Linked DNA regions of Homo sapiens: regions 1 and 3 are each linked to region 2. The links are chromatin contacts, found by Hi-C or POLR2A ChIA-PET in ENCODE. All regions are on one chromosome and are shown on one strand. Each heading gives the region's core, a stretch centred on a gene start or an enhancer-like site at or near the end of the contact. The rest is flanking DNA. Distances are from core to core; before and after follow the strand shown. Region 1 overlaps SVIL (supervillin). Region 2 has its middle 25 kb from the start of SVIL. Region 3 has its middle 170 kb from the start of SVIL.

Region 1 (2,700 bases), core at 87-2,586, 140 kb after region 2:
TTGTCCAGGCTGGAGTGCAGTGGTGCGATCATAGCTCACTGCAGCCTCCACCTCCTGGGACTCAAATGATCCTCCCACTTCAGCCTCCCAAGTAGCTGGGACTACAGGCACACACCACCATGCTCAGCTGGCTTTTTATTTTTTATTTTTATTTTTTTGTAGAGACGGGGTCTTGCTCTGCGGCCCAGGCTGGTCTCCCACCTCCTGGCCTCAAGCGATCCTCCCACCTCAGCCTTCCAAAGTGCTGGGATTACAGGTGTGAGCCACCACGCCTGGCCCTCCTTTTCCAAAGTGTGATTTGTCTCTCATTTAAAAGACACTTTAGTTCATTCACTTCTCCAACTTGTGAACCAGCCAAAACCAAGATCTAATATAAGTACTTAAGTGTGCTGTTCATCCCTATCAGAGATCTATGGGGTGCCTGTAATTCTCTAAAATGAAGGGAAAATTCTGAAAAAGAGAGAGAAAACACATCTTATTTAATATTAGGGGCACATGGTTGTCATGTCTCCTGTTTGACCCAGCCCTGACTGCTCTGAGCCTGATGTCCTTGTTCTCAACAAGCAGGGTTCTCAGGCCAGCATTCCCTGCTGGAACAGTGTGGGCTATGGAAGAGGAGGCACCGTTTCCCCGGGTGTCCTGGCAGGCACCTGTCACGGTGGCCCTGGGCCAGGCGTTGGGTGAGCGGGCCAGTGTCGTGCCTCTCTCTGGGTTCACACAGCCCAGGCCTAGCCACTGCCCAGGCTCCCAGCATCACAGTCCTGCAAACAGCACTTTGGCTTGGCAGTTGTTAGAAGCGCTGACAGTTGTTTGAATTGCACCGGCAGGAATTTATGTCCTGCGTAGGCCCAGACGTCGGCTCCTCGACCCTCTCAGAGCCTGGTGGTCTGCGGTGAGCCGGAGGGCTGTGAGCTCACAGGAGGAAGGGACACATTTGGGAAGATCTCCCTCCCTCCTCAGCGTGGTGGACACCAATGAGGAAATCTAAAGGGACAGGAAGAACACACTCAAGTTTTAGTGCGTGTTATTTTCAAGTTATTCGTCATGTGCTCCGTAGGCTGGAGCCGAGGGCTGGCTCCAAGTGCCAGGTGGGCTCCACGGAAGCACAGTTTCTTCCAGATTATTCTGGTTACTCTGTAGTCTTCGGAAGTCCCCAATGGTAACCCTGCCAGCACATGTAGAAGCAAAATTTCAGGGTTTTGGAATGGAGGAATTCTTTGGAGGCCATCCCATGGTGGGAAAAACCTTATAAGAAAGCCAGAATCCTATGCCTTTCCTAAAACGGTGTGGCAAAAATGTGTCCGGTCAGCTAATGTTCTACCGAAGTGAAACAAGCTACACACAGGCAGGCGAGGGCTGCAGTCACGTCTCTCTGCCCACTAACATCCAGTGTGACCTCAGTCAATGGAATTCTTGACCCGGATGTACCCACGTTCCTTGTCCGTCAGAATGGGAATAACAATTCCCAGTGTCTTAGGGGTCGCCGTGCAGATCAGCAGAGTATAAGATGGACGAGGAGGTGATCTCAGATGCCACAGCTTGTGTTTTTCTAAGTCAGTTTTAGATGCCACAAAGCAACCACCAGGGAAATCGTCCGATGACATAGGTGCTGGTGTCCTTGCCCCAGACTTTTGGGAGCTTCTTTTTGAGAAGGTCTTCAAAGACCAGAGCTCATGACTTTTAATGAACTCAACTCAGGAAGATGAATTTGATCTTTTAAAAATTCATCATTTGAATCCAATCTGATTAACAAGGTGGATGTTCAGGAGGAGTAGCTGCCAGCCTGGGTGGAAGGTGAAGTGAGAGAAGCTGGTTCTGAGGCCAGTTTACAGGGAGAATATCAGTGAGATGAGTGCTTGGTTCCACAAGATCATGAACTGGAAGGACTTCTCATTTGGGTATTAAAGTGCTGGCATGCTTACTTTTTGAAAGTCTCATTTATTGATGCTTTGAAAGCTCAAATACAGCATGCAAATATGAATTTCTTTTAATGATTTCATTTTGTGAGATTATTTTATTAGGATAAAACTGACTCATTCAAAATAATTGGAGAAAAGATGAATCATAGTCATTATATAGTATGAAATGGTGCGGATTAGAGCTCTTGAAGGAATTTCGACTTCGTGTCCAAGCCCATGAACTAGCTCTTGTAGCATGCAGGGTGTTGTTAAACATTCGAGAATTACAGGAGTTAGGACTAAATGAGACCTTGACCCAAAGGGATCTGCATGAGATTGACAAGGCAGCCTTACCCCAGTTCTAGAGATTGAGCACTTGAGATCTTATCTGCTGCCACTTAGCAGAAAGAGGAAAACAGAAATGAAGGGGGGAGAAGGAAGAGATTGAGGAAGGGGACAGGTCCAGAGTTCGAAGCTCCTGCCTCCTTTGGGGGATTCCTTTCTTCACGGCTTACTTCCCGTTATTTGACTGAGTGAATAGACAAATACAAGGTGTGATTATGTACACATACGTAGATGTCGCCGGATTCTTGTTTAAGTACTACAAAATTTGTTTTCTTATTAGCATAACAAAACTTTTATCATAGAATATATCTCATCCCATCTCCAAAACAAATATTTAATGGGAATCGGGAAGCTTGGAAGAAGGACCCTTAGAGATCATCTGACCAGTTCCTGATGTGACAGATATAGGAGGGAGAACCGAGATACCCAAAGGGAGTAGCCAAATTGGGACCAAAGC
Region 2 (2,700 bases), core at 164-2,663:
GTGGCGCAATCTCGGCTCACTGCAACCTCCGACTCCCTGGTTCAAGCGATTCTCCTGCCTCAGCCTTCCGAATAGCTGGGACTACAGGCATGTGCCACCACACCTGGCTAATTTTTGTATTTTTAGTAGAGACGGGGTTTCACCATGTTGGCCAGGATGGTCTTGATCTCTTGACCTCATGATCCTCCCATCTCAGCCTCGCAGAGTGCTGGGATTACAGGCGTGAGGCACCACACCCGGCCCAGGCACAGGCTTTTTAAACTCCTTCTTTGTCCCTGAGCTCATGATTTCACTGCAGATTTTCTTCTATCTGGACTCACAGTTGTAGAGCCCCAAGGCGATTGCTGTGCACACTATGAGTTTGAGAGCCCATGCTCCAGAGGTCAGGAGGGGAATGAGCCAGGGGAAGACGTGAGCGTCTGGGCAGAGATTAGCACTCTCTTTAAGAAGAGGGAGGGATGAGAATGTTTCTATTCTGCCCTTTCTTCTTGGCTTCTTGTGATTCTCTTGGCCCGTTCCCCCCACCAGAATTTTGCTCTGTGGCCTAGGCTGGAGTGCAGTGGTGAGACCATGGCTCACTGCAGCCTCCACCTCCCAGGCTCAAGCGATCCTCCCACCTCAGCCTCCCTAGTAGCTGGGAGGTGTGCAACACCATGCCTGGCTAATTTTTTATATTTTTTGTAAACACAGGGTCTTGCTATGTTGCCCAGGCTGGTCTCAAATTCCTGGGCTCAATTGATCCTCTCACTTTGGCCTCCTAAAGTGCTGGAACAATAGGTATGAGCCACCCCACCCTGCCTTTTTAATTTTTTTTTTGAGTCAAGCAAGGTGTTGCTTTGTTGCCCGAGCTGGAGCGCAGTGGTACAATCGTAGCTCACTGTAACCTGCAACTCCTGGGCCCAAACAATCTTTCTTCCTCAGCCTGTTGGGTAGCTGGGACCATAGGCAGGCCCAGCTAATTTTTAATTTTTTTGTAGAGACAAGGTCTCACTGTATTGCCCAGCTTAGTCTTGAACTCCTGGCCTCAAGCCATCCTCCTGCCTCAGCCTCCCAAAGTGCTGGGATTACAGACATGAGCCACTGTGCCCAGCCCCTGTTTTCTTTTTGAGTAGTTTTCTTTTTCTTTCTTTTGTGGCTGGTTCAATAAGAGGGTCTCCTTTTCCTAAGCAGGCAAAGGATTTTTTAAACCAGTTTGGAGCCCTAAGGAGGAGTCCCAGGGGAAAAAGAGAGGCTTACATTGATCTAGCCCAGTTCTCAAGGCATCAAAGCTTTTTAGTAATAAAGAGATTTGTGGAGGAAAGGGAAAATGATTTTTTTTATTGTTGGAACAAAAAACGGTCTGCTTAAACCCAATAATTTGTCTGTGTTTACCGCAACCATCTCTGTGGCTTACAAGAATGAGTTCATGACTGTCTGAATTCCACCAGGCAGTGGTGACAATAATTTATTTTTTAACCTTGTGGGAACTTCACATGGGCTGACTCCCCTTTGACCCCGCACCCATCACAAGATGATTTTTTCCTAGAAGTTGCCTCTGGGGCTGGGCTTCTGGAGATGAACCCCATTCTCTCTATGCTGGATAAACCAGGCTTCTGACATCCTTCCTGTGGAATATTTATAAAAATGAGCGCCAAGGAATTCAGCTGTGGTTTCTTGCAATGCCTGGTGTGGTGCCAGCTGTTGCCCAGTTCAGAGCCCTCTGTGCTTGAGTGAATTCTTTTCTGACTTTTTCCGGCGGTAAGAATACAAGGAAGTGCTGAGTAGACAACAGAGAGGAGATGAGAAGATGGAACTCAATAGCCTAAGACAAAAGACTTCCCAAAGCCACGCTTGTTAACCACTAACCAGCTGATAAACGAGGGGCTTTCCTCTGTAGTCTGGGATTGCAGGGCTGGAGCCTTCTGTGTTGGGGACCTCTCCCAGGCTGAGTCATTAAGAACCACACAGAGTGTCAACCCTCGAGTCTAAAGAATGACTCTGTAACCTTGTGAGTCATCTTTCATACAAATTGCACCTCGTCAGGCAAACCACAAGGGGAAATGCATGTTTGCCTTAATTCTACTCTGGTACATTCTAGCATAGGTGGGGTTTCCCCTCACTCTTTGAGGAAAATAAATGCAGAGATTGTCTCTGCCTGGAATGCTTGACATAGACCAAGTCATAGCCAAATCACTCACCCTGATGCCTTCGGTGAGTTATTCCAGTCTCCTAACTCTCCACCCAGCATGTCTTTTTCTGTGGAATTGGGTCTTTGTTAGTTCCATCCAACTTCGTGATGAATTTCAACCCATTTCTTATTTTCTCAGTTGTCCCTTTGTGGCAAGGCTGCTGTTCCCAAGCCTCCATATTTGTTCTTTTGTTTTTAATTTTTTTAAAGACAGGGTCTTCCTTGTTGCCCAGGCTGAAGTACAGTGATCCAAACATGGCTCACTGCAGCCTTAACCTCCTGGACTCAAGTGATCCTCCTGCCTTGGCCTCCCATGTAGCTGGGAGCACAGGAGCACACCTCCACGCTCAGCTAATTTGTTCAATTTTTTGTATAGACAGGGTTTCACTTTGTTGCAGACTGGTCTTGAACTCCTGGCCTCAAGCAGTCCTCCCACTTCAACCTTCCAAAGTGCCAGGATTACAGGTGGGAGCCACCATGCCTGGCCATCCCTATATTTGGATCTGATTTTAAATTTGAATTTAGAAAGTACT
Region 3 (2,700 bases), core at 48-2,547, 140 kb before region 2:
ATCAAGGGAAGCCTTGAAGCAGAAAACTAGGTTATTAAAGGGCAGCCTTGGGGTGGTGTGGCAGACACTGTGACATGCCTTCTATATCTCCCTTCATGGACAGACTTGTTGCCCCCACCACTGGGCATGCTGGTGGCTGGGTGTCAGCTGTCAGCTGCCCCAACTCAGGACTCATCTTAGCTGAAGAGCGGCTTTACCCTAAACCACAGAGGGATACAGGCCTGACCAGCTTGGTCCAACACTGGAGAACATTCTAGCTCCAGGGCTCCCCACAGGGCTGCCCAAGGCCATCATCAGATTTCATCACAGTTTGACTTCTCCCTCGCACTCTCCTGCCTTCTGTCTCCCTGCCACGGGAGTTGATCTCAAGCACACGCCTCAGACACATGCTACACACTAAACTCTGCTTCAGAGGCCACCACTCCAAGGGCATGAAGCATTGGGACAGCCCCAGTGGTGACAGGCAGTGTATTAGTCCGTTTTCACGCTGTTGATAAAGACATATCTGAGAGTGGGTAATTTATAAAGAAAAAGAGGTTTAATTGACTCACAGTCCCACATGGCTGGGGAGGCCTCACAATCATGGCAGAAGGTGAAAGGCACATCTTACATGGTGGCAGACAAGGGAGAAAATGAGACCCAAGCAAAAGGGGAAACCTCTTATAAAAATCAGATCTCAAGAGACTTACTCACTACCACAAGAACAGTATGGGGGAAACTGCCCCCATATTCAATTATCTCCCACTGGGTCCCTCCCACAACACTTGGGAATTATGGAAGTTACAATTCAAGGTGAGATTTGGGTGAGGACGCAGCCAAACCTTATCAGGCAGGATGTGTGAAGTAGGTAGCAGCCAGCGCTACCACAGGTGGGTGGGTGTGTGGGTTTTTCTCTCTGCAGGGATGCTCTGCTGAGAGGGAGGATGGGGACCTAAATCCAGCCTGTTCTCCACTAACCACATGCTGAGCCCTGTGTGGGGGCTGCACCTGCCAGGAGAAAGCACGCCTTTTGCAATTGCACCACAATACTGTACAAACTCTCACAGTCCTGGCAGCAGCCCTCCTGTCTTTGCTTTGGAGAAATAGTGAGAAGCTTAAGAGAAGTGAATTTTCTCAGATTCCCTGTGGCCTTTCTGGTTCCAGCCCCTGCAGCATGCAGCACAGGGAAGTGCAGCTGTAGCCTAGTTGTTTTTGCTTCACTGGATACCCTGGGCCCCAGGGCAAAGAGCCAACATATTATGCCCTCTGAGTCACAGAATCAAAACAGGATTCTCTGTTTCCAGAACTTAGTCATGGTGGCACTGAGGACATTTAAGGAAGACAAACATTAAGCGTCACATTGTATATCCTCAAAAGCTCTCTGCTTCTTGCATTTTTATTTGACTCCAGAGTATTTCCTCACTTTTCTGTACCCAACTGTACCCTCTGGCACCAACCAGAGACTTTGAAACCCTCAGTTTCAGCCATCATCAGTGAGGACAGAGGACGTCTGAAACCCAGACCATTTCCTGAGCTGCAATCACAAAGTTCTTTATATAATTACATATGTGGCACTGACTTCAGTTTCTATCATTGAGAGCTTCTTCCATGAGACTCAAACCACTGGTCACAGGTAAGCAAAAAGAAATGCATTTCCTTTGCCAACAACAGCTGCCTATGCCCACCTAATAATCACTTCTAGTTGAAGATTACCTTCTGGTAACTCTCCAGACAGACCCCAGGAAGCAGTTGGTTGGAGAGGAACCCTTCAAGTTGAAACTGGGTTTCAGCGTGTCCAGATGACTCATGTAAATACACAAGCTCTGAGGCATCTCCCCGACCCCCAACAAAAATCTCCTCAATCACTCAGTTTGCTTTCCACTCATTTCCTGCCCCTTTCCCTTCCTCTACTTCCTCTTTTTCTACTTCTTTCGCCTTCTTTCCCCATTCTGACAGAGGAAGACTGATCAAAGCTTTGTTTGTTATTTATTTATACACAGTCGTGTTCTAGAAGGGCTTCTTGAAAGAGTGCATAAAACTCAACTAGGTTGTATAAGGGTAAAGTAGGTCAAAAGGAAAAGGACAAACACGTGCTATAAAAATGCATGGCCCAGGAATAAGACAAAGAATGACCAATACAAGCCAAGCCAAGCTCTGGTGCTCCATGTTTCTGTGAGCCAGAGGCACGTTACAGCTGTGGATGAGCACCTCTGTGATTGGTTTCCCTTCCTCTGCCGATCACGTCATCGTCCAATGCCATGGCTGTAAACACTGTTTGCACTGATGACTCTTATAGCCAAGACTGTACCCATTATTTAGAAATCTAATGACAGATGTTATTAAGGGCTGCAAGGCACCCTATGAAAAGGCTACACTTACCACATTCCCTTGCAACCGTGTAATTAAGTTCTGAACAATGACATGTCAGACAGCATGTAAAGAAGGCTCCTCACTCACACCTGTAAGCCCTGCACTTTGAGAGGCCAAGGCAGGCAAATCTCTTGAGCTCAGGAGTTCGAGACCAGCCTGGGCAACATAGCAAAACCTCATCTCTACAAAAAATACAAGAATTAGCCAGGTGTGGTGGTGTGCACCTGTAGTCTTGGCTACTTAGGGGGCTGAGGCAGCAGGATCACTTGAGCCCATGAGGTCAAGGCTGCAGTGAGCTGTGTTCACAACACTGCACTCCAGCCTGGGCAACAGAGGAAAACCCTGTCTTCA

Evidence for each region. Hi-C counts contacts between places; a loop is a spot of excess contacts on that map. ChIA-PET counts read pairs that join two places held with the same protein, here RNA polymerase II (POLR2A). Pooled maps may share reads with other maps.
Region 1: a loop to region 2 is called in a pooled map, with 7 times the contacts of the local background. The contact joins two enhancer-like sites. A Hi-C loop is called at or near these places in 7 of 50 pooled maps. POLR2A ChIA-PET finds 5 or more read pairs at or near these places in 3 of 52 experiments (PC-9, activated CD4-positive, alpha-beta T cell and naive thymus-derived CD4-positive, alpha-beta T cell).
Region 3: a map of CD14-positive monocyte shows a loop between it and region 2 (9-fold over the local background). The contact joins two enhancer-like sites. A Hi-C loop is called at or near these places in 5 of 168 maps with a recorded cell type or tissue (CD14-positive monocyte, PC-9, endothelial cell of umbilical vein and 2 more) and 10 of 50 pooled maps.

The regions. Positions count from the first base shown.
Region 1 is chr10:29,514,708-29,517,407 of GRCh38, reverse strand. The region is part of intron 16 of SVIL (supervillin); the gene reads left to right. It overlaps LOC124902401 (a long non-coding RNA gene), which reads right to left. Exons shown (of 2, transcript XR_007062099.1): 2 at 129-2,427. Among named protein-coding and RNA genes, the nearest start is that of MIR604, 29 kb to the left of the region's middle. RefSeq lists an enhancer at 691-1,191. Within about 2 kb of position 1,336, at least 5 of the 41 ENCODE cell types and tissues checked have a DNase peak (open chromatin) inside an H3K27ac peak, as active enhancers do.
Region 2 is chr10:29,658,429-29,661,128 of GRCh38, reverse strand. It overlaps a transcript of SVIL not described here. Among named protein-coding and RNA genes, the nearest start is that of SVIL, 25 kb to the right of the region's middle. RefSeq lists an enhancer at 1,394-2,593. Within about 2 kb of position 1,413, at least 25 of the 41 ENCODE cell types and tissues checked have a DNase peak (open chromatin) inside an H3K27ac peak, as active enhancers do; they include CD14-positive monocyte, PC-9, endothelial cell of umbilical vein and 2 more, where a contact is called at or near this core.
Region 3 is chr10:29,802,893-29,805,592 of GRCh38, reverse strand. No RefSeq gene overlaps it. Among named protein-coding and RNA genes, the nearest start is that of SVIL, 170 kb to the right of the region's middle. Within about 2 kb of position 1,297, at least 19 of the 41 ENCODE cell types and tissues checked have a DNase peak (open chromatin) inside an H3K27ac peak, as active enhancers do; they include CD14-positive monocyte, PC-9, endothelial cell of umbilical vein and 2 more, where a contact is called at or near this core.